Regions from separate parts of the Homo sapiens genome. Here region 2 is linked to region 1. A link is an interaction called in ENCODE POLR2A ChIA-PET data of the cell type or tissue named here. Cell type or tissue: endothelial cell of umbilical vein. All regions are shown on one strand. Links, peaks and the distances in the headings refer to the core of each region. The heading gives the core; the rest is flanking DNA. Region 1 overlaps CCDC192 (coiled-coil domain containing 192). Region 2 overlaps SLC12A2 (solute carrier family 12 member 2).

Region 1 (16,579 bases), core at 4,729-12,728:
GTGAATAGTGCTGCAATGAACATATGCGTGCATATATCTTTATAATAGAATGATTTATATTCCTCTGGGTATATACCTAGTAATGGGATTGCTGGGTCAAATGGTATTTCTTGTTACATGTCTTTGAGGAGTTGCCACACTGTCTTCCACAATGGTTGAACTAATTTACATTCCCACGAACAGTGTAAAAGTGTTTCTTTTTCTCCATAGCATTGCCAGCATCTGTTGTTTCTTGACTTTTTAATAATTGCCATTCTGACTGGTGTGAGATGGTATTTCATTGTGGTTTTGATTTGCATTTCTCTAATGATCAGTGATGCTGAGCTTTTTTCCATATGTTTGTTGGCCACATAAATGTCTTCTTTTGAGAAGTGTCTGTTCATGTCTTTTGCCCACTTTTTAATGGTTTTTTTTTCTTGTACATTTCTTTAAGTTCCTTGTAGATCCTGGATATTAGACCTTTGTCAGATGAATAGATTGCAAAAAATTTCTCCCATTCTGTAGGTTGTCTGTTCACTCTAATGACAGTTTCTTTTGGTATGCAGAAGCTCTTTAGTTTAATTAGATCCCATTTGTCAATTTTTTATTTTTGTTGTTGATGTTTTAGTCATTAAATCTTTGCTACAGCCTGTGTCCTGAATGGTATTGCCTAGATTTTCTGTTTGGGATGTTATAGTTTTGGGTTTTACATTTAAGTCTTTAATCCATCTTGAGCTAATTTTTGTATATGGTATAAGGAAGGCAACCAGTTTCAATTTTCTGCATATGGCTAGCCAGTTCTCCAGCACCATTTATTAAACAGGGAATCCTTTCCTCATTGCTTATTTTTGTCAGGTTTGTCAAAGATCAGATGGTCATAGTCTTATTTCTGGGTTCTCTATTCTGTTCCGTTGGTCTATGTATCTGTTTTTGTACGAGTACAATGCTGTTTTGGTTACTGTAGCCTTGTAGTATAGTTTAAAATCAGGTAGCATAATGCCTCCAGCTTTGCTCTGTTTGCTTAGAATTGTCTTGGCTATACAGGCTCTTTTTTGGTTCTGTATGAATTCTAAAGTAGTTTTTTCTAGTTCTGTGAAGAATGTCAATGGTATTTTAATAGGAATAGCATTGAATCTATAAATTACTTTGGACAGTATGGCCATTTTTACGATATTTATTCTTCCTATCTGTGAGCATGGAATGTTTTTCCATTTGTTTGTGTCCTCTCTGATTTCCTCAAGCAGTAGTTTGTAGTTCTTCTTGAAGAGATCCTTCACTCCCCTTGTTAGCTGTATTCCCAGGTGTTTTATTCTCTTTCTAGCAATTGTGAACAGGAGTTCATTCATGATTTGGCTCTCTGCTTGTCTATCATTTGTGTATAGGAATGCTCGTGATTTTTGCATATTGATTTTGTATCCTGAGATTTTGCTGAAGTTGCTTATCAGCTTAAGAAGCTTTGAGGCTGAGATGGTGGAATTTTCTAGATATAGGATCATGTCATCTTCAAATAGAGACAGTTTGGCTTCCTCCCTTCCTATTTGAATATGCTCTATTCCTTTTCTTGCCTGATTGCCCTGGCCAAAACTTCCAATACTATGTTGAATAGGAGTGGTGAGAGAGGGCATCCTCGTCTTGGCCTGTTTTCAAGGGAATGCTTCTAGCTTTTGCCCATTCAGTATGATATTGGCTGTGGATTTGTCATAAATGGCTCTTATTATTTTGAGGTATGTTCCATCAATACCTAGTTTATTGAGAGTTTTTAACATAAAGTGATGTTGAAATTTATTGAAGGCCTTTTCTGCTTCTATTGAGGTAATCATGTAGTTTTTGTCTTTAGTTCTGTTTATGTAATGAATTACATTTATTGATTTGCATATGTTGAACCAGGCTTCATCCTGGGGATGAAGCTGACTTGATCATAGTGGATAAGCTTTTTGATGTGCTGCTGGATTTGGTTTGCCAGTATTTTATTGAGGATTTTTGCATCAATGTTCATTAGGGATATTGGCCTAAAGTTTTTTTTGTTGTATCTCTGCCAGGTTTTGGTATCAGGATAATGTTGGCCTCATAAAATGAGATAGGGAGGAGTCTCTCCTTTTCAATTGCTTGGAATAGTTTCAGAATAAATGGTACCAGCTCCTTTTTGTACCTCTGGTAGAATTTAGCTATAAAACTGTCTGGTCCTAGGCTTCTTTTGGTTGGTAGGCCATTTATTACTGCCTCAATTTCAGAACTTGTAATTGGTCTATTCAGATATCAACTTCATATTGGTTCAGTCTTGGGAGGATATATATGTCCAGGAACTTACCCAGTTCTTCTAGATTTTCTAGTTTATTTGCATAGAGGTGTTTATAGTATTCTCTGATGGTTGTTTGTATATTCTGTGGGGTCAGTGGTAATATCTCCTTTATCATTTTATATTGTGTCTATTTGATTCCTCTCTCTTTTCTTCTTTATTAGTCTAGCTTTTGGTCTATTGATTTTATTCATTTTTTCATAAAAGCAGGTCCTGGATTAATTGATTTTTGGAAGGGTTTTTTGTGTCTCTATCTTCTTCAGTTCCACTTTGATTTTGGTTATTTCTTGTCTTTTGCTAGCTTTGGGGTTTATTTGCTCTTGGTTCTCTAGTTCTTTTATTTGTGTATTACGATGTCGATTTGAGATCTTTCTAATCTTTTTTGATGTGGGCATTTAGTGCTGGAAATTTCCCTCTTAACACTACTGTAGCTGCATCCCAGAGATTCTGGTACACTGTTTCTTTGTTATCATTGGTTTCAAAGAACTTCTTGTTTTCTGCCTTAATTTTATTATTTACCCAGGAGTCATTCAGGAGCAGGTAGTTCAATTTTCATGTAGTTGTGTGGTTCTCAGTGAGTTTCCTAATCTTGAGTTCTAATTTGATTGTGCTGTGGTCTGGGAGACTGTTTGTTATGATTTCAGTTCGTTTTCATTTGCTGAGGAGTGTTTTACTTCCAATTATGTGACTGATTTTAGAGTAAGTGCCATGTGACCCGAAGAAGAATGTATATTCTGTAGTTTTGACATGGAGAGTTCTGCAGATACATATCAGATCCATTGGATTCAGAGCTGAGTTCAAGTCCTGAATATCTTTGTCAGTGTTCTGTCACTATGATCTGTGATCTGTCTAATATTGACAGTGTGGTCTCAAAGTCTCCCACTATTATTGTGTAGGAGTCTAAGTCTCTTTGAAGGTATCTATGAACTTGCTTTATGAATCTAGGTGCTCCTGCATTGGGTGCATATATATTTAGGATAGTTAGCTCTTGTTGTTGAATTAAACCCTTTACCATTATGTAATGCCCTTCTTTGTCTTTTTTGATCTTTGTTGGCTTAAGGTCTGTTTTGTCAGAAACTAGGATTGCAGCCAGTTTCAGTGGCTCATGCCTGTATTCCCAGCACTTTGGGAGGCTGAGGTGGGCTGATCATCTGAGGTCAGGAGTTTGAGACCAGCCTAGCCAACATGGTGAAACCCTGTCTCTACTAAAACTACAAAAATTAGCCAGGCGTGGTGGCATGCACCTGTAGTCCCAGCTACTCGGGAGGCTAAGTCAGGAGAATTGCTTGAACTCAGAAGGCAGAGACTGCAGTGAGCCGAGATCATGCCACTGCACTCCAGCCTGGGTGACAGAGCCAGACTCTGTCTCCAGAAAAAAAAAGAAAAAAAGAAACTAGGATTGCAATTTGTGTTTTTTTCTACTTTGCATTTGCTTGGTAAGTTTTTCTCCATCCTTTTATTTTGAGCCTATGTGTGTCTTTGCACATGAGATGGTTCTCTTGAATACAACACACTGATGGGTCTTGACTCTTTATTCAGCCTGCCATTCTGTGTCTTTTAATTGGGGCACTTAGCCTATTTACATTTAAGGTTAATATTGTTATGTGTGAATTTGATCCTGTCACCATTATGCTAGCTGGTTATTTTGCAGACTTGTTAATGTAGTTGCTTCATAGTGTCATTGGTCTTTGTACTTCAGTGTGTTTTTGTAGTGGCTGGTAATGGATTTTCCTTTCCATATTTAGTGCTTCCTTCAGGAGCTCCTGCAAAGCAGGATTTGTGGTGACAAATTCCCTCAGCATTTGCTTGTCTGAAAAGGATTTTATTTCCTCTTTGCTTATGAAGCTTAGTTTGGCTGGATATGAAATTCTAGTTTGGAAATTCTTTTCTTTTAGAATGTTGAATATTGTCCCCCCAATCTTTTCTGGCTTGTAAGGTTTTCACTGAGAGGTCCTCTGTTAGTCTGATGGGCTTCCCTTTGTAGGTGACATGGCCTTTCTCTCTGGCTGCCCTTAACAATTTTTTCCTTCATTTTGACCTTGGAGAATCTGATGATTATGTGTCTTGGGGTTGACCTTTTCATGGAGTATCTTATTGGGGTTCTCTGGATTTCCTAACTTTGAATGTTGGTGTGTCATGCTAGGTTGGGGAAGTTCTCCTGGATGATATCTTGAAGAATGTTTTCCAACTTGGTTTTGTTCTCCCCGTCTCTTTCAGGTACCCCAATCAGTTGTAGGTTTGGTCCTTTTACATAATCCCATAGTCCTCAGAGGTTTTGTTTATTCCTTTTCATTCATTTTTCTCTAATCTTGTTTGCCTGTCTTATTTCAGCAAGATAGTCTTCCAGCTCTGAAATTATTTTCTCTACCTGGTCTATTTGGCTGTAGATACTTGTGGTTGCACTGTGAAGTTCTCATGTTGTGTTTTTCAGCTCCATCAGGTCATTTATTTTCTTCTCTAAACTGGTTATTCTGGTTAACAGCCCCTATAGTGTTTTATTGTGGTTCTTAGCTTCTTTGCATTGGGTTAGAACATGCTCCTTTAGTTCAGCAAAGTTCATTATTACGCACCTTCTGAAGCCTACTTCTGTCAGTTTATCCATCTCAGCCTCAGCCCAGTTCTGTTCCCTTGCTGGAGAGGTGTTGTGATCATTTGGAGCAGAAGAGGCACTCTGGCTTTTTGAGTTTTCAGCATGAGTTTATGTAGTTTTGATCTTTGAGGCTGCTGACTTTTGGATGGGGTTTTTGTGGGGACTTTTTGTTGACGCTGTTGTTTTCTGTTTGTTTGTTTTTCTTTTCTTTTGATTTTTTTTTTCTTTTTTTAGATGGAGTTTCTCTCTTGTTGCCCAGGCTGAAGTGCAATGGCATGATCTCAGCTCTCCGCAACCTCTGCCTCCTGGGTTCAAGTGATTCTCCTGCTTCAGCCTCCTGAGTAGCTGGGATTGCAGGCATGCGCCACCATGCCCGGCTAATCTTGTATTTTTAGTAGAGATGGGGTTTCTCCATGCTGGTCAGGCTGGTCTCGACCTCCCGACCTCAGAAGATCGTCTGCCTCGTGGCCTCCCAAAGTGTTGGGATTACAGGCATGAGCCACCACTCCCAGCCTGTTTTTCTTTTAACAGTCAGGCCCCTCTTCCGTAGGGTTGCTATGGTTTGCTGAGGGTCCCTTCCAGACCCTATTTGTCAGGGTCCCTCCCACACTTGGAGGTGTCACCAGAGGAGGCTGCAGAACAGCAAAGATGGCTGTCCACTTCTTCCTCTGGGAGCTCTGTCCCAGAGGGGCACCAACCTGATGCCAGCAGGAATGCTCCTGTATAATGTGTCTGGCAACCACTGTTGTAGGGTCTCACCCAGTCAGGAGGCATGGGATCAAAGACTTGCTTACTGAAGCACTCTGGTGGCCCCTTGGTGGAGCGGGTGCACTGTGTGGGAGGAATCCCACTCCTCCAGACTGCCTGGATTCCTCAGAGCCAGCAAGGGGAAAGACTAAGTCTGCAGATCCCCTTACCCCAGGGTTTCATCCCAGGGAGATCAAAGCTCTGTCCGTAAACCCCTGGCCAGAATGGCTGAAATTCCCACAAGGAGGCCCTGACCAGTGAGAAAGGATGGGTCGAGGTCCAGCCTCAAGAGGCAATCTGGTCATGATCTGCCACAGCCACTGTGCTGTGCTGTGGGGAATTCCTCCTGGGCCCAAACCACCCAGCCTCCCCAGCACCCACAGGAGAAAATGGCAGACTGGAGCTGCAGTGATGGCTGCTGCCCCTTCTCTGGGCGACCTTCTTGTTAGACAGGTTCTTTGGGGCTTTTGAGATGAAGAGATTGTGTACTGGGGCTACCAGAGAAAGTTTTTCAAAGAATTTTTGAGGAGAAAACTTGGGAAAAGTCCTATGAGATGAAAGCTTATGGAGAAGAAAAGGGGGACTAAAAAATAAATGTGTCGCTGAAATTTTCCCCGACATGTTGTTTAATTAATGCAATTTAACCCCCCATATACCATAGGAGTTCACTGGACTCAATTATAGTTTTGTTTCTTTTTTTGAGCAGTTCTATCTGTAAAAATTGATATTTTGTGAATTTTATTATTTCTTAATAGTCTTACAAAGAACAAAGATAACATATATTTATTTTAAAATAAAATTTATTCTATCTTGCAATTATCACACAAGTCCATTGAGCCTTTTATAAAGCTAAGACATATTGTGAGATCTTGGTGATCTTCTTTTTCTAACATTTTAAACATTTTGCTATTTTGTTATACTAGGAATTATTTTTTTCTTATTCATCAATTATTTTCAACTATGACTTAAAAAAAGACTAAAGAAAAAAACAAAAAATAATGGAACCTACTAGAAAGACAAATACAATAGTGAAATTAATAATAATCTTTCAATTTTATACTGTGTTGCCAAAAGTATTGCATCATCTTTCAAGATAGTATAGAAGAGGAGACGCCATGTGTATGTTGTTTTTAGCTTCATTGAACACAGTTTAGAATACTTATTTTTTCTTTTTCCATCTATAATGACCAAACAGAAGAAAACTGACAGAGGGAGACATTTCACAATTCTTAGACAAATCAGAAAACAAATATAAAGAGCTACAGCAAGCTCTCCAGACCAGCACTGTCCCATAGGGTAGCCACTAATTACATGTGACATTCAGGTACTTAAAATATGGTTAGTTTGACTTGAGATGTGTTTTAAGTATAAAATACACACTGATTTTGAAGCTTTAGTACAATAAATGGGAATATCAGATATCTTATTAATATTTTATATCAATTATATGTTGAAATAATACTTTGAATATGCAAAATTAAATAAAATGTATTATTCAAATTTAATTTCACCTGTTTAAAATTTTCAATTTGGCTACTAGAAACTTCTTAATTACATGTATAACATGAAATATATTTCTGTTGGACAGTGCTACTTTACACACTAATGCTGATGATGGAATCAATCATGTAAGTGAAATAGACTATGAATCTTTAGATCATGATTTCCTACAAACTTTAACAAATTTCCTCAAATTCATGAATCAATGAGTAAACAACCTGTCTCTATGGAAAATAAAGAAAATAGAGTACTTCATACAGGACAGACTGTATCACACCATATTTTGCAACAAGAATTTGGGCTTTCCTCTTTTGCTAATTGCATATATGACAATATTCTTTTATCTTTTATAATGTTTGTGTGCCAAATTTTTTATTTGATATAAAGAGTTTTGCTATGTTTAACTTTTATTAAAATTTCTAATCAGTTTTTCTATTATGCCTTTATCCTTCTGTAAATTATTTGAAAAATGACTTAAAAATGAAAAAATTTAGATGGATTTCTTTAGTTGAGATGGTGAATGATGATACTATTTTCCTAGTATATATAGGGGTAAGTACTTGAATATTTGAAACTAGACGTTTCTTTTCTTCTTTTTTTTTTTTTTTTGAGACGGAGTCTCACTCTGTCACCAGGCTGGAGTGCAGCAGCACTATCTCGGCTCACTGCAACCTCCGCCTCCCAGGTTCAAGCGATTCTGCTGTCTCAGCCTCCCAGGTAGCTGGGACTACAGGCGCGTGCCACCACACCCTGATAATTTTTGTATTTTCAGCAGAGACGGGGTTTCCCCATGTTGGCCAGGATGATCTTGATCTGTTGACCTCATGATCCACCCGCCTCAGCCTCCGAAAGTGCTGGGATTACAGGCATGAGCCACTGTGCCCGGCCTAGACTTTTTTTTTAAACCACAAACCAATTCCAACCATTTAGTACATTTGGATTTGAGCATTACATGATGAGTGATCACAAAGCAAGTACTATGGAAGACTTCTTTCTAGATTTTCAATAACATAATTATCAGAAAAGAATGTAAAAACACATTAGGAGGCAAAAACTCAATGCTGCTATAATTTGGAAGAAAAACATTAATAGGATTCAGAATGTAGTCACCACAGACATAGATGTTTCTATTGTAAGGAAGATCGCAGGTAGAAATAGGCCCTAGAGAAAGCAGGTTGTTCTAGAATTTATAGCATTCTCCTTAGGTATTTAAGGCAAGACCTTAATATATGAAGGATATTATATTGTAATAAACATTATAAATATTTTTCAATCACTTACTTTGAGTATTTGGAAATACTTCTTAAATGAGTTGAAAAAATGGTAAGTGATAAATTTTCTTATGAGATACAGAATTTTCAGAATCCAAATTATCTTGTCATCTTTCTGTGTTAATGCATAACCTCATTCAATCAACTTCTTGAAGAAGCAAGCTCTAATCAAACTTAGAAAAACCCTCCATTTCTCTGAACCTAAGTACAGATAGTACACCACATTGATTGAAATATTTTAACTTATTTCAAAATAACCAATGGACTCTGATATCTGATCTAACATAAACAGTTTAGCTATTGACATGAAGACCTGGGGCTATTATTTCCAGCAGCAAATTTCAGTTTAACAAAACTATCAAAATAAGTTAAGCTGATGTTACGCAATCTGCCTGGTGAGACTGAGGGCAGCCAGAGGTCAGACTTCCTTCCTGAGAGGCTGCATCCTTGTGCTATTTACCCTGTTGCCACCTGCATTCTCTGCCAACTTCCCCAAGTATCCAGAGAAAGCCTCTCAAAGAGAAAGGCTAGATTAAGTAACTGTCCTAACCCCTTCGAATGATATCTTCTCTTAAGGAAATTTTAAACAGTTTTGAAAAGTAATTTTCTTCAGATCATAGCAATTGAACTGTGCTTTCAAAGTCAGACTGATTAATTTTGATGGTCTCTCCATTTTCACCACTGTTATTCAACATAGTACTAGAACTCCTACCTAGAGCAATGAGATGAGAATAAAATAGAGAGCATCCAGATTGGAAAGGAAGAAGTCAAATTATCCTTGTTTGCAGATAATATGATCTTATGTTTGGAAAAACCTAAAGACTTCATAAAAAATAGCTATTAGAACTGACAAACAAATTTAGTAAAGTTGTAGAATACAAAATCAACATACAAAAATCAGTAACATTTCTGTATGCCAACAGCAAACAACCTGAAAAAGAAATCAAGAAAGTAATTCCATTTACAAGAGATAAAAATAAAATAAAATACCCAGGAATAAACTTAGCCAAATAAATGAAAGATTTGTACAATGAAAACTATAAAACATTAGTGCAAGAAATTGAAGAGGATACCAAAAAAAGGAAACAACATTCCATGTTCATGGTCTGGAAGAATAAATATTTTTAAAATGTCCATACTGCCCAAAGCAATGTACGGATTCAATGCAATCTCTAACAAAATGACAACGAAATTCTTCTCAGAATTTAAAAAAAAATCCAAGATTTGTGCGGAACCATAAAAGACCTAGAATAGCCAAAGATACCCTGAGCAAAAAGAGCAAAACTGGAGGAATCACATTACCTGACTTCAAATTATACCACAGAGCTATAGTAACCAAAACAGCATGATACTGGCACAAAAATGAAAACAGACAAATGGAGCAAAATAGAGAATGCAGAAATAAATTCATACATCTACAGTAAACTCATTTCTGACAAAGTTACCAAGAACATACATTGGAGAAGGGACAGTCTCTTCAATAAATGGTGCTGGGAAAACTGGATATCCATATGGAGAAGAATGAAACTAGACCCCTATGTTTCGCCATACACAAAAATCAAATCAAAATGGATGAAAGACTTAAATCTAAGACCTCAACTATGAAACTACTAAAAGAAAACATTGAGGAAATGCTCCAGGACATTGTTCTGGGCAAATATTTCTTGAGTAATACTCCATAAGCACAGGGAACTAAAGCAAAAATTGACAAATGGGATCACATGACATTAAAAAGCTTCTGTATAGCAAAGGAAATAATCAACAAAGTGAAGAAACAACCCACAAATGGGAGAAAATATTTGCAAACTACCCATCTGACAAGGGATTCATAGCCAGGATATATAAGGAGCTCAAACAATAGTAAAAAAAAAAAAGTACTCTAATTAAAAATGAGCAAAAGATCCTAAAAGACATTCCTCAAAAGAAGACATACAAATGGCAAACAGCCATACGAAGAAGTGCTTGACATCACTGATCATCAGAGAAACGCAAATCAAAACTACATGAGATATCATCTCACCCCAGTTAAAATGGCCTTTATCCAAAAGACAGGCAATGACAAATGCTGGCAGGGATGTGGAGAAAAGGGAACCCTCATACACTGTTGGTGGAAATGTAAATTAGTACAGTTACTATAAAGAACAGTATGGAGGTGATATGGTTTGAATTTGTATCCCCACCCAAATCTCATGTTGAATTGTAACCCCCAGTGTTGGAGGAGGAGCCTAGTGGGGGGTGATTGGATCATTGGGGCTTACTCCCCCTTGTAGTTCGCATGATAATGAGTGAGCTCTCATGAGATCTGGTTGTTTAAAAGTGTGTGGCACCTCCCCGCTTTCTCTCTTCCTCCTGCCCCAGCCATGCAAGACATGCCTCCTTCTCCTTTGCCTTGTACCATGACTGCAAGTTTCCTGAGGCCTCCACAGCCATGCTTCCTGTACAGCTTGAGGAACCATGAGCCAATCAAACCTCTTTTATCTATAAATTACTCAGTCTCAGGTAGTTCTTTATAGCAATTTGAGAATGGACTAATGCAGAAAATTGATACTGGGAGTGGGGCATTGCTATAAAGATACCTGAAAATGTGGAAGCAGCTTTGGGACTCAGTAATGGGCATAGGTTAGAAGAGTTTGGAGGGCTCAGAAGAAGACAGAAAGATGAGGGAAAGTTTGGAACTCCTAGAGACTTCTTGAATGGTTGTGACCAAAATCCTGATAGTGATATAGACAATGAAGTCAGGCTGAGGTGGTCTCAGATGGAGATAAGGAACTTATTGAGAACTGGAGTAAGGTCAGTTTTGTTATATGTTAGCAAAGAAGCTGGAGGCATTTTGCCTCTGCTCTGGGAATATGTAGAATGTTGAACATGAGAGAGATGATTTAGGGTATCTGGTGGAAGAAATTTCTAAGCAGCAAAGCATTCAAGATATGCGCTGGCTGGTTCTAACAGCATATGGTCATATGCATGAGCAAAGAAATGGTCTGAAACTGAAACTAATATCTAAAAGGGAAGCAGAGTGTAAAAGTTTGGAAAATTTGCAGCCCAGCCACGTAGTAGAAAAGAAAAACCCGTTTTCCGGGGAGAAATTCAAGCCAGCTACAGAAATTTGCATATGTAAAGAGGAGCCAAATGTTGATAGTCAAGATAATGGGGAAAGACCTCGAAGACATTTCAGAGAACTTCATGTCAGTCCCTCCCATCATAGGCCTGGAGGCCAAGGAAGAAAGAATGGTTTTGTGGCCAGGCCCAAGGTCCTGCTGCTCTGTACAGCCTCAGGACATGGTGCCATGCACTATAGCCACTCCAGGCCCAGCCATCTTAAGGTCTGTATCTTAAAGTTCCCAAGATACAGCTCAGCCTGTTGTTTCAGAGGGTACAAGTTGTAAGCCTTGGAGGCTTCCATGTGGTGTTAAGCCTGTGGGTGCAGAATATGAGAGTTGAGGCTTAGGAGCCTCTGCCTAGATTTCAAGGAATGTATGGAAAGGCCTGGATGTCCAGGCAGAAGTCTGCTGCAGGGCCAAAGCCCTCATGGAGAACCTCTACTAGGGCAGTGTGGAGGAGAAATATAGGGTTGGAGCCTACATACAGAGTCCCCACTGGGGCACTGCCTAGTGGAGCTGTTTGAAGACAGCCACCATCCTCCAGACCCCAGCATGGTAGATCCACCAACAGCTTGCACCGTGCCCCTGGAAAAGCTGCAGGCACACTCAATGCCAGCCCATGAAAGCAGCCATGGTGGCTGTCCCCTGCAGAACCACAGGGGCAGAGCTACCCAAGGCCTTGGGATTCTGCCCATTTCATCAGTGTTGCCAGGATGTGAAACATGGAGGCAAAGGAAATCATTTTGGAGCTTTAAGATTTAATGACTTCCCTGCTGAGTTTTGGACTTGCATGGGGCCTTTAGCCCCTTTGTTTGGGCTGATTTTTTCCCTTTTAGAATAGGAGTATTTACCCAATGCCAGTACCCCCATTGTATCTTGGAAGTAACTAACTGGTTTTGATTTTACATACTCATAGGCAGAAGGGACTTATCTTGTCTCAGAAGATACTTTGGACTGTAGACTTTTGAGTTAATGCTGAAATGATTTAAGACTTGGGAGATTGTTGAGAAAGGTTGATTGTATTTTGCAATGTGAGAAGGACGTGCGATTTGGGAGGGTGAGGGTGAAATGATATGGTCTGAGTTGTGTCCCAGCACAAATCTCATGTTGAATTGTGATCCCCAATGTTGGAGGAAGAGTCTGGTGGGAGATGATTGGATCGGGGGGTGGACATCCCCCTTGCTGTTCTCATGATAGTAAGTGAGTTCTCATGAGATCTGGTGGTTTAAAAAGCATGTGTCACCTCCCCCGCCCCTTCCTCTGATCTGGCCATGCGAGACGTGCCTCCTTCTTCTTCAACTTCCACCATGATTATAAGTTTTCTGAAGCCTCCCAGCCATGCTTTCTGTAGAACCATGAGCAGAACCCTGAGCCAGTTCATCCTCTTTTCTTTATAAATTACCCAGTCTCAGGTAGTTCTTTAGAGCAATGTGAGAATGGACTAATACAGGAGTTTTCTCAAAAAATAGAGCTATCACATGATTCAGCAATCCCACTGCTTGGTATATATATATATGTATGTGTGTATATATATATATATATATATATATGTATGTGTGTATATATATATATATATATGTATGTGTGTGTATATATATATATATATATGTATGTGTCTGTATATATATGTATGTATATATATGTATGTGTGTGTATATATATATATATGTATGTATATATAAAATATAAAGGAAACAAGCATATTGAAGAGATACATGCACTCCCACATTTATTGCAGCACTAGTCACAATAGCCAGGATTTGGAAGCAGTCTAAGTGTCCATCAACGGATGAATAGAAAAAGAAAATGTGGTAGATGTACACAATGGTGTACTAGTCAGCCATATAAAAGAACGATATCCTGTCCTTTTCAACAATATGGATGAAATTGGAGGACATTATGTTAAGTGAAATAAACCTGTCAAGAAGGACAAACTTTGCATGCTGTCACTTATTTTTGGGAGCTAAAAATTAAAACAATTGAATCCATGGAGATAAAAAGTGGAAGGATGGCTAACAGAAGCTGGAAGGGGTCTGTGTGGGGAAGTGAGGATGGTCAATGGGTACAAAAATGTAGTTAGAGAAAATGAATAAGATCTAGTATTTGATAGCACAACAGGGTGAGTACAGTCAATAATAGCTTATTGTACATTTAAAAATAACTAAAAGAGTATAATTGGATTGTTTGTAACACAAATAAAATATAAAAGCTTGAGGTGATGGGTACCCATTTATCCTGTTGTGATTATTATATATTTATGCCTGTATCAAAATATTTCATCTTATGTACCCCATAGATATACACACCACTGTGTACCCATAACAATTAAAAATTTTTAAATATTTTTAACAAGATGATCCTCAAAACTGGCTTCCCCTTGCCCAGTCTTCCCTGATCTAAACATTCAGTTTCCAGAGGATGAGCAAGTTGCACATAAAATCTGATTTTATTCAAAGTGTTAGTACAGAGTAACCCTTAAACTCTAAGGATGTATATTTATCTCCCTTTTTCACATTACCAAATTCCCTTCCTTCTATACATACAAACTCCTCAACACCCTCATAGAGAATAAAATGTGCCAGCACTACACAGCACAAATTAGTATGCTTTCCTCAAATTATGCCAGTTGTTAGGAACTTTTTGCCATTTGAAGGAGCCAAATGGAGAAAAAAATGTCATGGGTATCTGATGAAACAAATCTGGAGACACTCAGATGCTTCCATTTATAGAGGTTCTTTGCACCACTGGTGCCTCTTGGGGAAATTCTGAAAAACATTCTGTCTGTAAACAATCTGTTTCAGTGCCACGTGTTTTCTAAATTTCTTTGTCTGTTGACATTTAAAAAAATTAAAAGAACACATTTGCATGAAGACAGGACCTTTTTTTTCTTATACATTTGCACTATCATGTAAATTAAAAATGAAATAGGTCGTCTTGCCCAGTTGTTTGTGAAGGATCATTTTCTAAAGGACACTTCCCAGATATTTGGCCAACCTCATTTTAAATCACTAAGATCTTTTTTATGGCCTCTGCTCTCAAGTTAAATAGCACTTATTATTAAAGTGAGAACTTCTGGAGATAATGCTTCCTTCTTAGATTTAATTCTGTGTTTTTTTTGTTTTGTTTTGTTCTTGTTTTCTTTTTTTTTTTTTTTTTGTCTAGCTTTATATTGCTATAATTTTCTGGTCACAAGATAGTTCTAAAACTTTTCCCAGGCACATAATATGATTTTACTTCCACAAGCCTGAAGTTTTTGGGACTATGTGACTTCTTTGGCTGATGAAGGAGTGCAGAAGTTATATGTGTAACTTCTGGATAGAGCCCTCACAATGACAATTTTCCCCCTCCTACCCATTGCTGCCCAGATTGCAGAAAGGCATTCCCAGGTTAAGTGTCCATCCAGAGAGTTCCCTGGAGACCTTCTGCTTCCCAACTTTAATGGGTTTTATGAAGGAGAAATAAATTATTAAGGTAAATAAAATATTAAGAATTTAGTCAATTGCAGCAGGTAAAGTTCAAAAAATTAATGATAATCAAATTAAATTAATTGAAATTTTGATCTTTCTTGATATCAGGCAAAAAAAAAATCCCAATTACAAGGATACTATTACTACTACCTTTCTATGCACTGCTTGAGCCAAAATCTTCAGAAGCTTTTTTCTGCAGAGAATTTAGGCTACACTATTTAAATTGGGTGAATATAGTTCATAGGAGCAGGGAACAGAATGGGAACAGGAGAGTATAATGTGGGTAAATAAGATCTGGGAAAATAACATTACTTACCTTTAGCAGAAGAATCTAGAAATAAAGATTCAATTTACATACTATTTGTGTCCTTTTGTGGCAAAAAGTAAATTCTTAAAATTGAATATATGAACATTGCAATGATTTGTTAAATAAAATATTTTACTTCCCTGAAGTTTGCAAGCAGATATTCATTTAATTTCTTATATATATTAAGAAAGATTTCTCTAAAGGGCTGTCAGTTACAATGACAGTTTCTATTCATATTTTTTGTCTTGCTTTCAGTGATAACACTATGGCTGTTTAATATTTCTTATTAATTTCTATTCACACAACCTCATTCATTAGGTTATGATTTATTCTGATATTTGTGATTGTATGAGGTTAGGGTTCCAGGAAACAGAGTCTGAAAGATTTTGCTGCAGAAGGCTTATTGGAGATGGCCCCTATAAAGTAAGGAGAGAAGGAAAAATACAACAGAGGCTTCAGCCAATTCCAAGGGGAGATATGGAGCTGGGATAGCCCTTCAAAACTGTTTCCAATCAAAGCAAGGAGGTCACATCTTATGGCCCTGCATCAGAAGTCATTGAATGAAGGTTAATCCTATGAAGAAGGAGGTGGGGCAGGTAATTGTGGTAAATTGGAGCTCCCTCAGCTGAGGGAAATTTCTAGAGAGATTATAGACCTAAATATAAAAAGAGAAACTTCCTGGACACATACAACCTATCAAGAATAAAACATGAAGAAATAGTAAACCTGGACTGACCAATAACAAATAAGAAGATTGAATCAGTAATAAAAATCTCCCATCAAAGAAAAGCTCAGGACCTGACAGCTTCACTGCTGAAATCTACCAAACATTTAAAGAAGAACTAATATCAATTCTTCTTGAACTATTCCAAACAATTGAAGTGAAGAGAATTCTTGCTAACTCAGTCTATGAAGTGAGCATTACCCTGATACAAAACCAGGCAAGGACACAACAAACAAGAAAACTACAGGCTAGTATTCCTGATGAACATAGAGGCAAAAATCCTCAACAAAATGCTAGCAAATCCAATCCAATAGCACATCAAAAAGAATATTCATCATGATTAAGTGGGATTCATACCAGGGATACAAGGAGAGTTCAACATTCACAAATCAATAAACATTACTCATTACATCAACAGAATGAAGGCCAAAAACATATGACCATTTCAACAGATGCAAAAAAAAAGCATTTGATGAAATGCAACATCCCTTCATGATAAAAACTCTCAACAAATTTGGTATAGAAGGAATCTGCCTCAGCACAATAAAGACCATATATGACAAAGCCATATCTAATATACTGAATGGAGAAAAGTTG
Region 2 (16,579 bases), core at 5,238-13,237, 400 kb before region 1:
CCAAATGTGCTGGACTGAGAAGGAGACACGGTTCACTTACGTTCCTGACAAACATAAATAACCTGAATCTATAAAAACAAATAAGACAAACCCAACTGGAGAGATCTCCTAAAAATCAAATGGCCTGCACTCTTGAAAAATGCAATTATACCAATAATTGCTTTCACAATCTTAGGCGCTTTTATACTGTTGTGCTTAAATATGTTAAAAGAATGAAAGTCATATTAGAACAAAAGTTAGAAATTCAGTTACAAATTCCCAAAACTAGTAGAGAATAAAATCTCCTTTTCTTAGCAGCACTGATTTCTCCATATTCTATCACCTTTTGTTGCTAATAATGAAAAAGAAAAGATGTAAATAGAAGTAATTTTTACTCCAACTGTACAGCATAAAGGGGACAAAACTAAATTGTAAATTAGGGTGAATCACCAAACCATAGTCAATTCTGTTACAAAATATCTGAAATGTACAAAATTTAATTGATGATAGAATTCTATAAATAGGTACCCTTAAAAAATATTGAATCTTTTTTACTTACATTTATAACCAAAAAACCCTTTTGGCTTCTTGCTCTCCAGTGGGATAAATGTTCCTATGACGAAATCACCAATAGCAAGAAGTAGGATCACCAAAAGAACAATCTGAGCCTGCAATTTTAAACATTAAAAATTAAAATCAAGTATCTTGTTTCTATATCTTGATTCAATTCCCCTAGAATATAACTTCCATGAGGGAAAGAATTTCTGTCTTGTTTTGCCTGATTCCCCAGTGCCTTAAACAATGCCATATGCCAAGCAGCTGCTCAATAAATCCTTGTTTAATGAACAAAGAGATCTTTAAAGAAATATCTGGGGAAAAAAAAGATAGTAAAAGTGAGATCATGCCATATTTCTGAAATGAGTTAAAGATGTGCATGCCTTCCCACAAACCATAAAGCACTGTAAATTCCAAAACAATATAGGCTTTCATTCTAGATCATTCATTCCTGTCTCTTCCACCTTAACACTACCATCTTGACATGGAGAACATGCTGGACACAAACACAAGTTTTATACATGGTCCAAACATAATGTTGAGTGTGTGATTGCTACAGGAAAATAAGAAAAAGTACAGAAAGAAGATGACAATATACAGGAGGGAAATTCAAGTAGCAATGGGATTGGAAGGAAAGAACAATCTATGAAAACTACCATTTCCCCTTCTCCACTCTCAACCTCTCAATAAACCTGAACACTCATGAAAAACGGTGTCATCTGTGGGAAATGGAACTACATACATGCTAATCATGTCCCAGGTGGTATAAAATTCTGTTATTTTCATACAGTCAATTTGTAAAATGTGTAAATAAATGATTTAATTTTACACTAATATGACTTTACAATAAAGAACAAGATTGAAAAAATTATTCTTTCAGGCTTTCCTAATTTTTGGTTTGGTAAACATTATCATATCATATATAGCACAAATATGTGACTTTTATAAGGTCTTCAAAAGTAAACACCTTTGTGGATATCCATTACTTGGGAAACTACAGCTGTGCTATGATGCTCTAATTCTCAAAGAGACAAAAACACTTCTGGGTGCTCTGCTTATGGGTAACATGTGACTTTAGCAATTTTTTCCAGAAACAATGATACTGGCTTTGGTAGTCCTAACTTCTGAAATTTCAATAGCAAGAATAACTTCTCTAACCTCATGTGGGCAATAACTTTTATTTACTGCCCCATGTCTAAGTTGAACTTTTAAATAAATTACAAAGCCAAACGTTTAATTTGGACTAACACACTGACCTCAGCATTTTTACATACTGCAAAACTGGAGGATGGGCGAGAAGGCGGGAAATTCAAAATTTACAAAGTACTGTGTTTAACTAGATCCTAGGCTGAGTGTTATCTCCAAAGATTCTCTGCCTTGTCAAGTAGAAAATAACCTTATACATAAACATTTGTGAAAATGGCCACTTAGGTACCATTAGAATCTGGAAATATTACCATACTTCAGAGTGTTCCCAAAACATAAGCTCTAAAAGTTTACGTATTAAATATTTACAGGTGTTCCTATCATAACTTACTTTTGCTTCCCACTCCATTCCAGCTACTGAGATACCTAAAAGAATCACGACTGTAATGGCTCCAATAATTCGGATATCATTGATTTCATCTATCATAAGTATGGAATGTTCCTAGAAAAAGGAATCATAAATATAATAAGCAATACTAGTTATTTTTATACACATTCACACTCCTTTTGAAACATTTTAGAGATATTACGGTGCCTTACATGAAGAAGTTGAATAAATGGTTGCTTAAGGAATAAATGGAAGACCTAAAGGAACAAATTACTATTTACCACTGAGGTGTTAGTCATTCAAGCATCTGATGACATAAATGTATGATTATTAATGCTTCTATATTTAATATAGACTCAATAAATCAAAAAAGGAATTGCTAACAAAGAAGTAAAAAAGTTATAACTAATACTGCTAGTTAGAATTTTAAGTTATATAGCAGAAATATATTTTGTATTTATTGTGATTAGTGAACTCATGCTTTTAAAGGTCTTTTATACTGTGAGAGAGTAAGTGATAAGCACAACTTCCTGCTGCTGTCCAAAAACACACTGTTTCCACTCTGCAAACAAAATTATTTGTAGTTTAATATCAATGGCATTTTTAAAAGATTCCCATCTAGGATAAAATTAAAGATTATGATATCCCAGTTAACTAAGCAAAAGCTATTTATCAATTACTACCACTTCTCAAATAAGGTAATAAAAGGCACAAAAAAACTAAAACATAATTTAGTTGTTTTGATAACTCAGGACGACTATATTCTGTGCAATTGACTAAAGTACAGATTATAATAATCCTATCAATTTGCTTCTTTTAAGAAAAAGCAATCTTGTTAATGCTTTTCAAAAGAAATTATTTCATAAAAGTCAATTACAAGGGAGGAAAAAAATTACTTGAATTCCAGATAAATGACCTTAATACAAATATTAGGGTGGAAAAACCCCTAGATCCAAAGATCCAAAGATGCTTTTGTCAACTGAAGGCATAGAAAGTGTTAATATTTAATCAACACAGTAGGAAAAGTCATTTCCCAACCTTGTCCACCTTCAAGGGTCCCATTCAATTTCATAAAGCTACATACTTTTTACTTTGCAAAAAAATTTTTTAGTGTTTTTTTAAATTTGATTTCGACATCTCTTGAATTAATCTGATCGTTGAAATTCCCTATAGCATTTGGAAAATCATATCTGAGAATTACTTGAAAAAAAACGGTACTAGTGTAAATGTATCTATTGACTGGCTTTTAGATTCATGGACTATGATTGTAATAGAAGACTACTGCTATAGCTCAATATTTTATATAATAAATGTAGTTTAAAATGTTTGAAATTTCATATTTCTCTAAGTTAAATTTTCCATGAAACAAAAACATGTATAAACCCTAATTAAATACTTTGATAAGACTTCATAGAGTAAACCTTAAACTTTGACTATCAAATAAAAATATACACTAAATTAAACAATGAAAGAATATAAACTCTAATGAGTACATTGCTTACTCATGGTATTATAGCCCTTTTTCTTCATCCCTTTGGTGTAAACATGTAAAGGTCAATGTCAACGCAGGTGTCAATCCTTGTCAGATTTTATACTTCCTTATGTACCATTTACTACTGTAGAATAGTTACAACCTAACCTAACATGAGCAATTATAGGTGTCACTTGAGGTTCCTCTCATTTAATAATATTTGAGGAATCCTATTGCACTCTTCTTTAATTATACTCCAGAGCAATACAGCCAGCTCTATTTGGATATACTCATGGTTCTTCTAGTTAACACATTCAAACTAAACTGTCCTGTGTTATCCATCACACCGCAAATGGCATTATCTTCCATCTAAATCCAAAAGTCAGAAATTTGTGTATAAACTTGAAATCCTCCTATTTCTCTAATTTCTCACATCCCATTAATTATCAAATCCAATCCTTCAAATTCTTTAAAATCTCCCAAATTCGCCCACATCTTTCCCGCTCCACAAGTCACTGTTTTAATATAAGCCACCATCTCCTCTCCCAGGACACCTACAACCTTCTAAATGGTCTCTATTTCCATTTGTGATTCCTCAAGTCCATTCTCCGTACCATGGTCAGATACTTCCCTACATCCCAAATCTGAGCATGTCACGCCCCCCAATCCCAAACAAGACCCTAACTTCAATGGAAATAAGACCCTTCTCCTGATTATTTTTTCTCTCTCTAGTATTAAATGTCTTGCTGCTTTTGTGCTTGAACCATACAAAAATGTTTGTATTTTTCTTTTTTTCTTTTTTGAGACAGAGTTTCACTCTTGCTGCCCAGGTTGGAGAGCAAAGGCGCGATCTCGGCTCACCGCAACCTTTGCCTCCCCAGTTCTAGCAATTCCCCTGCCTCAGCCTCCAGAGTAACTGGGATTACAGGCATGCGCCACCACACCAGGCTAATTTTTTATTTTTAGTAGAGACCGGGTTTCTCCACGTTGGTCAGGGTGGTCTCAAACTCCCGAACTCAGGTGATCCGCCCAACTCTGCCTCCCATAGTACTGAGATTACAGGCATGAGCCACCACGCCCGGCTGTACTTTTCTTTATTTTTCCGAGACGGAGTCTTGCTCTGTCGCCCAGGCTGGAGTGCAGTGGTGCCGTCTCAGTTCACTGCAAGCTCCACCTCCTGGGTTCACACCATTCTCCTGCCTCAGCCTCCCCAGTAGCTGGGACTACAGGTGCCTGCCACCACGCCCAGCTGATTTTTTTTTTTTTTTTTGTATTTGTAGTAGAGATGGGGTTTCACCATGTTGGCCAGGATGGTCTCGATCTCCTGACCTCGTGATCCGCTCGCCTCGATCTCCTGACCTCGTGATCCGCTCGCCTCGGCCTCCCATAGTGCTGGGATTACATGCGCGAGCCACCGCGCCCGGCCCACTGCTGACATTCTAATAGTATTTTGTTCTTTGCCTATCTCCTGTAGTAAACTTTATGAAGGACGAATCTCTTGGTCATCATATCACTGCTTTCCCAACCTCTAACATGGTGATCGGCATATAATCCCTCAATAAAGATTTGGTAAACGAATGACTAGAAGGAAGGTGAATTACCTTAAGCAACTCCACCACGGTTTCTGCAAATCCAACCACATACATAGCAACTGCAACAGCGTTGGCAAAGGCGAAGATTAGACCAATTGCACCACCAAATTCTGGCCCTAGACTTCTAGATATTAAATAATATGCTCCTCCTAAAAACAAACAAACAAACAAAAAAAACAGGTACTAAAGTTAGGATTTAAAATGCCAAATTATCCTTTAATTATACATGAATTCACAAAGCAGATGCCCCCAATAAGCAGAGCAGTTAAAGAGGCAAGTGAGTGACTGTATTTTCAGAAATACCTAAAAAGAATATTTCACAAAACACGTATTAACAATTCACAACATCCAGATAATGCTCCCAATATCAAATATAAAATCATCCTATTTGAATTCCCATTTTATCTTTTAAAGTTTAGATTAAAATGGGCCACAGCCTCCTCCCCTTCACAGATCCCAAGAGATCATTTCCCAATGAATTTCTAATATATTTAATCTTAATGTAACTTTTATTTTTATGCTTTTTTTTTTGTTTTCAGAAACAGTTTCACTGTCGCCCACGCTGAAGTGCAGTGGTGCAATCTTGGTTCACTGCAACCTCTGCCTCCTGGGTTCAAGCAATTCTCGTGCCTCAGCCTCCTGAGCAGCTGAGACTACAGGTGCGTGCCACCACACCGGACTTTTTTTTTTTTTTTTTTTTTGAGACAGAGTCTTGCTCTGTCACCCAGGCTGGAGTGCAGTGGTGTGATCTCGGCCCACTGCAGCCTCCACCTGCTGGGTTCATGTGATTCTCCTGCCTCAGCCTCCTGAGTAGCTGGAACTATAGGCGTGCGCCACCTGGCTCAGCTAATTTTTGCATTTTTAGTAGAGACGGGGTTTCACCATGTTGGCCAGGATGGTCTCAATCTCCTGACCTCAGCTTCCCAAAGCGCTAGGATTACACACATGACTGATTTTTGTATTATTAGTAGAGACAGAGTTTCACCATGTTGGCCAGGCTGGTCTCAAACCCCTGACCTCAAGTGATCTGCCCACTTCAGCCTCCCAAAAGTGCTGGAATCACAGGTGTGAGCCACCACGCCCAGCCTTAATGTAACTTCTAAATCACAGTTGGTATGATTTTAATTACTTAATTAAGACAATTTGTGGTAATGTGAATACCAAGACCAAAAAAAAAAAACAAAGTCTCACAAGAGCATATAATGGTATTCCAAAGAGATGTAGTTTGTATCCCAGTAAATCCTGTCTAAATGGCAGAATAAACAAAGATATTAAATGAGCTATCAAGAAGCAAGTTATTTTTTCTAACTTAAAAAAGAAATCAGTATTATGATTCAGAGACAATCTAATGCTTACCTGAAGTCTCTAAGAGCTCTTTTAAAATTCTAATTTAAATTTGGCCATTAGGTCACAATCAAAACTTGGTTTTAATACTACTGAAGTTACATAAAGCTATATACATATTTCTATTAACTGATTAAATACTTGAGACCATATAGTGAAATGTCATTAAACAGCTGAATATTTGTTTCTATTGTTCACCCAGTATAAAGAAGGTAAATGCACCAACAAAAAAATTCTACAGTTAAAGTACTAATGATGCAAACTTCATTTTGGAAAACACCTGTAACAGGTTTTCTAGTTGATTCCTATCAATTTGCTCAAAATATTCTACACTTTAAACCCATCCACTATAAAACTTTCTTAGTTTTCATGATCCTGAAAATGAAAAAAAAAAAAGCAACCTAACCATTTAACATTAGCCTCATGATTTTGAGATAAAAATGACTTAAAATTTTCCACGAAATATTCTTGAACACTAAAAACTCCAATTAATTTATATAATGACAATTTTGTCAAAGATCTTTGACTATATTACATCACATTATAATTAATCACAAGTAAAATCCCTACAATAGTATAATTATCAGCCTTTATCTAACGTATGTTTTAAAAATTAATGAATTATTTCATCTACTCCCAATAGCAAAAATGAATTAAAACAAAGTATATCCTGATTTTATAGATGAGAAAATGAAGTCACAAAGAAAAGTTATTGAAATTAGTCAACACTCTTGTCTTTAGTAGTTGACAATACAAACTTTAGAATCAGAAATATCACCAATAGGACCTATTAAAGCAAGAAATTCATGTTATGTGCCTTAAAGTTTTGATTTTATAAAATGTGAGATTTCAAAAGATTTAAAAGTCTTTCACAAATACAGAAACTTAAAATGTAAAACTCACATTTTAAAAGATTTGTATTGTTTTCAAGAAAAAGGAAGTGACACATGGATAAGAATGTAAAAACAACTGCACATCATCTATTACTTCTTATGAAAATCAACAGTTATTTGCCCTATTCCTTCCCACTTCCATTCCTATTTCCTAGAGGTTTTTTTTTTTTTTTAAAGATCTACCACTCTGAAAGGCTGTGTTATTTTTTTACTAATCAGCACAGACTAGGTATACACCTTATTTTGTTAAATACTACACATTTAACTTAATTCTACTAAAGTACTGTTGTCATCCTCATTTTACAAATGAGAAAATTACAGCTCAGGGAGGTTAAGTAATTTGGCTAAGGTCATGTAAGCAGCTAAGTAAAGAACTGTATTTAAACTCAGGTCTCCTTGACTTAATTGCTTACCAATACAGTATGTATGATAAACTCTTGTAAATCAGCCTTTCTGTTATCGCTAAAAATGCTGAAGACATAGAAAATAATTTTATTAAAAAAATCTGTTGATCAAGCAAACACAGACATCAATATGGAAAAAAAGTCCTGATGGGGTCTCATAATTGGTCATAAACTACCCTAAACTCTGACTGTAAAGAACATAATTAGTCAGATGCCAGAGATACTAAGTAGTGACAATACTGAGTTCCATCTTTATTACATCTTGATTTGGGGATATATGCCCTGGTAATTCTTATTAAATGTCCAATCAGTAATCAAAACCCTAACTAGGCTAATCAAAAGCCTAACATTAAAAACTGGTTTCAGTCATAAAGTGTGTCTCAATTTCAAAAACCTGAAATAACACACTGTATATTACTGACCACAACAGAACTATATTAGATGCATGAAAGATCCCTAAATATTTAAATTACATAACACACTTTTAAATAAATCACAAGCGAAATTAGAAAGTATTTTGAACTGATTTGATAACGAAAAGTGAAGCATAAAATTAGTGAGATATACCTAACAGAAATTACAGTAAAATTTGTTTTAAATGATTATACTAAAAAATGAGGATATATCAATAATCTAAGCTTCTAACTTCAGAAACTGGAAAAAGAGTAAATAAAATCTAAAATGGAAAAAACAGTAAGAAGAAAGCCAAAAGTTATTCTTAAATATTAAAAAAAACTGATAAACAATAGCTAATCAAGAACAAAGAAGAAAAAAGTAAATTAGGAATGAAAGCAGGGACATGTCATTACAAATCCTATTGCATCAAAAAGTTAAGAAGGTAATATATTAAATGACTTGATTACAATGATTTTGCAACTAGATGAAATACACAAATTCCTTGAAAAACAAAATGTGGCAGAAGTGTGACTGCAACAGGAAACTGAAGTAACCCTATAGTATGACAGAAATTAAATTTGTGATAAGCACTCCTGCCAAAAAAAAAACTATAGGCAGAGATGGCTTCACTGGTGAGGAAGAAATAAGATCAATTTTACACAAACTCTTTCAGAAAATAGAGGAAAAGGAAACACATAAGATGAGCATAATACTGACATAAAAACCTAGTAAGGTTATTATAAAAAAAGAAAATTCCAGGCTAGGCACGGTGGCTCACGCCTGTAATCCCAGCACTTTGGCAGGCCGAGGCAGGTGGATCACAAGGTCAGGAGATGGAGACCATCCTGGCTAATACGGTGAAACCCCGTCTCTACTAAAAATACAAAAAATTAGCTGGGCGTGGTGGCGGGTGCCTGTAGTCCCGGCTACTCGGGAGGCTGAGGCAGGAGAATGGCACGAACCCGGGAGGCAGAGCTTGCAGTGAGCCGAGATCGTGCCACTGCACTCCAGCCTGGGTGACAGAGCAAGACCCCATCTCAAAAAAAAAAAAAAAAAAAAAAATTCCAGACCAATATTCCTTATGATCATACTCAAAAATTGTTAAACTATTAGCAAGTAAAATTCGACAGAAACGATAATATCTCTGACCCGGTGAAGTTTATCCTACAAATGCTAGGTTGTTTTAGATGCAAAAAAAAAAAAAAAAAAAAATATATATATATATATATATATATATGTAGGTTGTGATAATAGAATAAGGGAAGAAAAAAAACATACAGTTCAACAGATGCAGGAGAATCATGACAAAATTCACCATCCATTTAGGATAAATATGCTCAGCAACTCAGAAATAGAACTAAATCTGACAAATGACATTTTAAAACCTTATAGTTAACAGTGATATTGAACTCATTCCCTCTAAGACTAGGAACAAGGAAAGGATGTTTATTCTCAACACTTCTAGTCACCATTGTTCCATAGGTCTTAGGTAGTTCAAAAGGCAAGAAAAAGAGGAAAAGTCCTAGAGATTTGAAAGAAAAAGTAAAAACCATCTCTATTCAGATGACAAATCTTGGCTATTGTGAACAGTGCTGCAACAAACATGGGAGTGCAGCTATCTCTCCAATATACTGATTTCCTTTCTTTTGGGTATATACACAGCATTGGATCATATGGTAGCTCTATTTTTAGTTTTCTGAGGAACTTCCAAACTGTCCTCCATAGCGGTTATACTAATTTACATTCCCACCAACAGTGTACAAGAGTTCTATTTTCTCCACATCCTCTCCAGCATCTGTTACTGCCTGATTTCTTTATATGATTTGCATTTCTCTGATGACCAGTGATGTTGAGTGCCTTTTCATATGCCTGCTTGCCATTTGTATATCTTCTTTTGAGAAACGTCTATTCAAATCTTTTACCCATTTTTAAACTGGATTATTAGATTTTGTTCCGAGAGTTGTTTGAGCTCCTTATATATTTAGGTTGTTAATCCAATTTTTTGGGCAGAAATTGGCATATCTAAGTCAAAAATTTATATGAAAATGCTAAAGATCTAGAAAAGCCAAAACAATTATGAAAAAGAAGAACAAAGTTAGAAGACTTAGGACTTACTGTGAAGCTAAGCAATCAATACAAGATAGTACCAGCATAGGATACACAAACAAATCAATGCAACAGAATTCAGTCCAGATGATAGACAACTGATTTTTCAACAATGGTATCAAAAACAACTCAATAAGAAACAGATAGCTGTTTCAAAAAATGGTGCCAAAACAAGTGGATATGTGTACAAGGATGGGGGCAAGAAGGGTAGGGAGAAAAACAACTACACTCTCCATCTCACATTATACTCCAAAATTAATTTGAGATTGTCCACAGATAAAAATCTAAAAACTGAAACTATAAAGCTTCTAGAAGAAAATATAGGAGAATATCTTCATGGCCTTGGGATAGGCAAATATTTCTACCATGAACAAAGCACTAGCATAAAAAAAAAGAGAAACCGGACTTCATCAAAATGGTAAACGTCTCTTCACTGAAAGACATGATTAAGAAAATGATAAAAATGGTAAGACAAGCCACAGACTGAGAACAAATACACACAATATATATGTCAAACCGAATAACATAACTAGATATATAGAAAAATCTACAAATCAGTAACAAAAAGACAATCCAATTTTTAAATTGGCTAAAGATGTGACTACATCCCAAAAGAAGATTGTACAAGTGGCCAGTAAACACATAAAAAGATGCTCCTCATCATTGAACATCAAGCAAATAGCCCAAACTCCTCCTTGCCACCTACCACTCTCTCCATACACTTCCACTGTGGTCTGTAGGTGTGGCCTCATAGAATCCTGGTACTAAACTTCTCATTTCACACGCAGTAAGGCTGAGATTCAGAATCTGTGACTTTAAGCCATAGGTGAACAGTAAAGCTGTGAGAAGACTCGAGCAATCTGTTATTTAGTCCCATAACTAAAATCAAAACTAAAATGACTGCCTGACCTATCTCTTATTATTGTTTTAAGAGTTAAAATCCTTTGGAAAAAATAAAGCCCGATCACAATTCCATCTTAAACTCAGGCAAAATACTGAAATTATTTTCCTTGCTGTGATGTTGTGATGTAAGAAGAAATATATATTTGGTCTTCATCCAAGGTTACTGCAACAGAGCTTATAAAACCCTTGGAATTTACTGATCAGGTGAGAAAAGCATCTTTTGTTATTTAAAATAAGCCCCTTCAAATCTACCTCAGTTTACGGTAATAAGGTGACTTGGTGGGCCCTTACATAGCTTCCGGATTGGACAGTGCTAGTTGCTAGAGGAACAACTATGTGATTAGAGGGTTAGCACTTTCAATACCCCCATTACCCACCCCAGCTCCCACCCCTCACACCTTAGGGGAGAAGAGAAGGGAGAGGCACTAGAAATTGAGCTAATCATTAATGGCCAATGATTTAATCAATCGTGGCTATATAATGGAAAACTATAAACAAAGGGGTTTAGAGAACTCAGGCTGGTGAACACAGAGGTGCCAGGAGGATGGCACTTGGAGAGGTCATGGAAGCTCTGCATCCCTTCTCCCATACCATCCTTTACTCAACTCTTTTATTTGGCTCTTTCTGTGTTGTAGCCTTTATTATAAACTGATGATAGTAAGCTGTTTTCTTAAGTTCTAGGAGCCATTTTAGCAAATTATCAAACCTGAGGAAGGGGCTGTGGAAACCCCCAATATATAGCCAGTTGGTCAGAGGTACAGGAGGCCTGGAATTGCAACTGGCATTTGAAGTGGGAGTAGTCTTGTGAGATGCAGCTCTTAACCTATAGGGTCTGCAACAACTCTGGGAAATTAGTGTCAAATTTTAATCAAATTGTTGGATACCCAATTAGTGTCCAGAAAGTTGGGGAATTGGTTTGTGTGGGGAAAACCCACACATTTGGAGTCAGAAGTGTGTAAAACAAGAAACAGATCCTAGTAGTATTGCTATTACCTAATGTGCAGAACTTCATGAATGGTGTTAAGAGTCACAAGGGCTTTTGCCAAGATGAATGGAATGGCACAGAGTCTAGAAATAGACTCACACTGTAGGGTCAATTAATTTCTGAGAAAAGCACAAAGGTAAGTAAACAGAAAAGAGATCACCTTAACAGACGGTGCTGGAATAACTGGATATCCATATGAATACTGATTCACATTTCACAATATATACAAAAGCTAGCTACAAATGGTAATATATCTAGCTGAAAACCTAAAGCTGTAAAACCTCTAGAAGAAAACACAGAAGAAAATCTTTGAGACCCCAGGCTAGGGAAAGGTTTCTTAGATACCATTCCAAAAGCACAATCCAAAAAGGAAAAAGTGATGAACTGGACATAGCTAAAACTATAAGCTACTTTTCTAATGATGCCATTGAAGGAATGAAATGACAAGCCATATACTCAAGACAAAAAAACTATAAATCATTTATTTGATAAAGTAGTTGTATCTAGAACCTCTCAAAACTCAATAGTAAGAACTCTCAATACAATAAATAACCCTTCAAAATATGAGTAGACACTTATAGTACATGAGAAGATACCCAACATCTTTAGCCATTATGGAAGCACAAATGAAAACTATCCTAAGATACCACTACGCACATACTAGAATGAAAAATAAAAAGGACCATACCAACTGTTGGTGAGGATACAGATACGGAACAAGTGAAACTCACTGTTGGTTGGAATAGAAAGTGAAAATTTTGTAAAAATAAAGTTTTCTTGGTGTATTGAGGAAAGAATCAAAGGGTGACAATAATGAAATACATTCCAGTATCCTGGTTTACAAATAAAAATAAGGAGTTTGCCTCTTAATGTTTGGCAAATTTTCTCTATTTTATTGCCATTATTTTATCAAATAGGGAAAGGTGAGGTGACAAACATGGAATCTTCCAACCAGGATTAGGTGTTATCTTATTGTGAATGATCACCAGAATAATTCAATTAAATTTTAAGATACAAGAGGCAAAGACATATAACCCTAATTCTGCAGCAAACAATTTTGGAACCAAGCTGAAGTATTAATAATAAACTGCATAAACTGGCAAAACTGAAAGGTCACCAATGAGTAAAGAAAAAACCCATGCTGAAAATTCTATTACTTGCCAGATTCGTATCTGAGCTATTTGTAGAATACAAATAGTGTTTTACTGAACTGAAAACATAAAGTTATGTTAAATTTAATAAACCTCATAATACAACTGTGTTTTACAGCTGCTTCAAACATTTCATTGATCTGAAAAGTTATAATTTCAAAGAAACTAGCTATTAAAAAAAGGAACTATGGAGCTGAATTCTAACTTAGAACTCCTTGCTTGATAATGGTAGGAACTAATAGTTACACAATGGATAAAACAAAAAAATTTGACAATCAATGATAATCTGATTTTTCAAATGCAGAAAGCACTTTTCTGTCACAGTACGTGGAAAAAGTTTTTCCTTATTTCCAATGTTTTTGGCTTTATCTATTTACAAAAATGAGGAGGTACTCAATTATTTCAGAGAAAAGTAAAAGATATGAGTACATAAAATTGTGACTTATGTAGACATTCTAAAAATTCACAAGCAGAATCTGCATAAAAATTAATTTTGTTAAAAAATGGGTATAATTGATTTTTTGTTCTCACTATCCATGTAAATGTTAAATGTGACTAACCACAATGTTGCATTACATAAGATAATGTATGTCAACACCATGGCATCATGCCTAGCAGTTAGTTCTCAAAAAATAATAGCTACTATTATTACCTCAATGTAAACTCCAATAACATAGCATTTTGTCTTTCACTGTTAAAAACCCAGTGTCTGTCACAAAATGCTCAACAATTGTCAGCTGATTGACTAAAGTACAAGTAACATAAAACTTCATCATGGAATAGGCAAGTTTATGTTGATTTTAGATTTTGGAAACTTCAGAACTACCTATCTGAAGTTTTATGTAACCAAGGCTTTTATCTGAAAAGATACTGACCTCTGCTTTTAACTTAGTCAACTAAATGCCCCCAAGCAAAAAGTGGTTGAGGAAACTTTCCTTTGTATTGCTCAGTTCATATAATACAGTATTAATTAAAACCAAGAATTTACAGTCTTCATCTTATGAACGGCTGCCTGCAGTTGTCCTCTATTCTATGAATGAGTCTAAATTCATGGATTAATTAAAGATGGGACAACTCTGGTCTGTGTAATCTAGGAAATGCAGATCTGAGTGAAGGTGGCTGCTGGCCAGCACCATCCAAGTTGCAAAACCTGTTGTACAGATCCGTGGAAACTCTATAAAATCCAAGCTCTCAAGAACACTGCTATGATTCGTAGAACAGGAAAGGGCTCTAAAATCCCTGTAGCCTGCAATAATCTGAAAAGCATTAATGTGTCTTGCAGGCAGGGATTATGACAGAAATAAAGTAAACGTTATCAGTTCCTTGGCACTGCTATTCTTATGTGGAAGGCAGAGAACTTAAGTGATGATTCTCTAATCTGCTTCCAGTAACTTTAAATAGTACCCCAAATCAGCCGGGCGCAGTGTCTCAAGCCTGTAATCCCAGCACTTTGGGAGGCTGAGGCGGGCAGATCACGAGATCAGGAGATCGAGACCATCCTGGCTCACACAATGAAACCCCATCTCTACTAAAAATACAAAAAATTAGCCGGGCGTGGTGGCAGGTACCTGTAGTCCCAGCTACTCGGGAGGCTGAGGCAGGAGAATGGCGTGAACCCAGGAGGCAGAGCTTGCAGTGAGCCGAGATCGTGCCACTTTACTCCAGCCTGGGCAACAGAGCAAGACTCTGTCTCAAAAAAAAACGGTAATAAAAATAAAAAAATAGTACCCCACATCAGTACTAAAATTGAATCAAGCCTGAAACTAAGCATGTTTTATTTTCTACATTTTGACTTTTTCAGAAACCTTGCATGTTTCCATTACATGAGACTTTAAAGTTGGACATTATTACATTTGTTTACAAGTTAATAACAAAGTACAACTTTTCTAGATTGATATCTGTTTAATCTCTAAAATGTACTGTTAAAGCCAAAGTTAAAATTAATTAGTAATATTAAATCTCTCCTATGGCAAAATGTACATAACACTAGGGAAAATTCACTGAATTCACACTTCCGCAAAGCTGCAAACACATAATTTTCAAGATAAGAATAAAACATTATTCAATTAATAAAATATAAACACGTTATAATTCAGTTAAGAATCAAGATAAATAAACAGGCATTATCTCAAATTAGTTAACATTAATTTTTATTTATTTTATTTATTATTATTATTATACTTTAAGTTTTAGGGTACATGTGCACAATGTGCAGGTATGTTACATATGTACACATGTGCCATGCTGGTGTGCTGCACCCATTAACTCGTCATTTAGCATTAGGTGTATCTCCTAATGCTATCCCTCCCACCTCCCCTCACCCCACAACAGTCCCCAGAGTGTGATGTTCCCCTTCCTGTGTCCATGTGTTCTCATTGTTCAATTCCCATCTATGAGTGAGAACATGCAGTGTTTGGTTTTTTGTCCTTGCGATAGTTTACTGAGAATGATGATTTCCAATTTCATCCATGTCTCTACAAAGGACATGAACTCATCATTTTTTATGGCTGCATAGTATTCCATGGTGTATATGTGCCACATTTTCTTAATCCAGTCTATCATTGTTGGACATTTGGGTTGGTTCCAAGTCTTTGTTATTGTGAATAGTGCCACAATAAACATACGTGTGCATGTGTCTTTATAGCAGCATGATTTATAGTCCTTTGGGTATATACCCAGTAATGGGATGGCTGGGTCAAATGGTATTTCTAGTTCTAGATCCCTGAGGAATCGCCACACTGACTTCCACAATGGTTGAACTAGTTTACAGTCCCACCAACGGTGTAAAAGTGTTCCTATTTCTCCACATCCTCTCCAGCACCTGTTGTTTCCTGACTTTTTAATGATTGCCATTCTAACTGGTGTGAGATGGTATCTCATTGTGGTTTTGGTTTGCGTTTCTCTGATGGCCAGTGATGATGAGCATTTTTTCATGTGTCTTTTGGCTGCATAAATGTCTTCTTTTGAGAAGTGTCTGTTCATATCCTTTGCCCACTTTTTGATGGGGTTGTTTGTTTTTTTCTTGTAAATTTGTTTGAGTTCATTGTAGATTCTGGATATTAGCCCTTTGTCAGATGAGTAGGTTGGGAAAATTTTCTCCCATTCTGTAGGTTGCCTGTTCACTCTGATGGTAGTTTCTTTTGTTGTGCAGAAGCTCTTTAGTTTAATTAGATCCCATTTGTCAATTTTGGCTTTTGTTGTCATTGCTTTTGGTGTTTTAGACATGCAGTCCTTGCCCGTGCCTATGTCCTGAATGGTAATGCCTA

Evidence for each region. Peaks named below come from ENCODE experiments on the same cell type or tissue, not always from the same donor. Only the 100,000 strongest peaks of a DNase experiment are listed, where the experiment ranks them.
Region 2: POLR2A ChIA-PET joins it to region 1 with 6 read pairs; 1 of 35 experiments calls an interaction of 5 or more read pairs at or near these places.

The regions. Positions count from the first base shown.
Region 1 is chr5:127,715,990-127,732,568 of GRCh38, reverse strand. The region is part of intron 2 of CCDC192 (coiled-coil domain containing 192); the gene reads right to left. Among named protein-coding and RNA genes, the nearest start is that of CCDC192, 21 kb to the right of the region's middle. In endothelial cell of umbilical vein, for the core only: no CTCF peak of the experiment used is centred there; a DNase peak (open chromatin) is centred at 8,798.
Region 2 is chr5:128,119,768-128,136,346 of GRCh38, reverse strand. SLC12A2 (solute carrier family 12 member 2) reads right to left here. Exons shown (of 27, transcript NM_001046.3): 5 at 5,141-5,280; 6 at 2,072-2,182; 7 at 539-647. Among named protein-coding and RNA genes, the nearest start is that of SLC12A2, 44 kb to the right of the region's middle. In endothelial cell of umbilical vein, for the core only: no CTCF peak of the experiment used is centred there; no DNase peak of the experiment used is centred there; H3K27ac peaks cover 461 bases.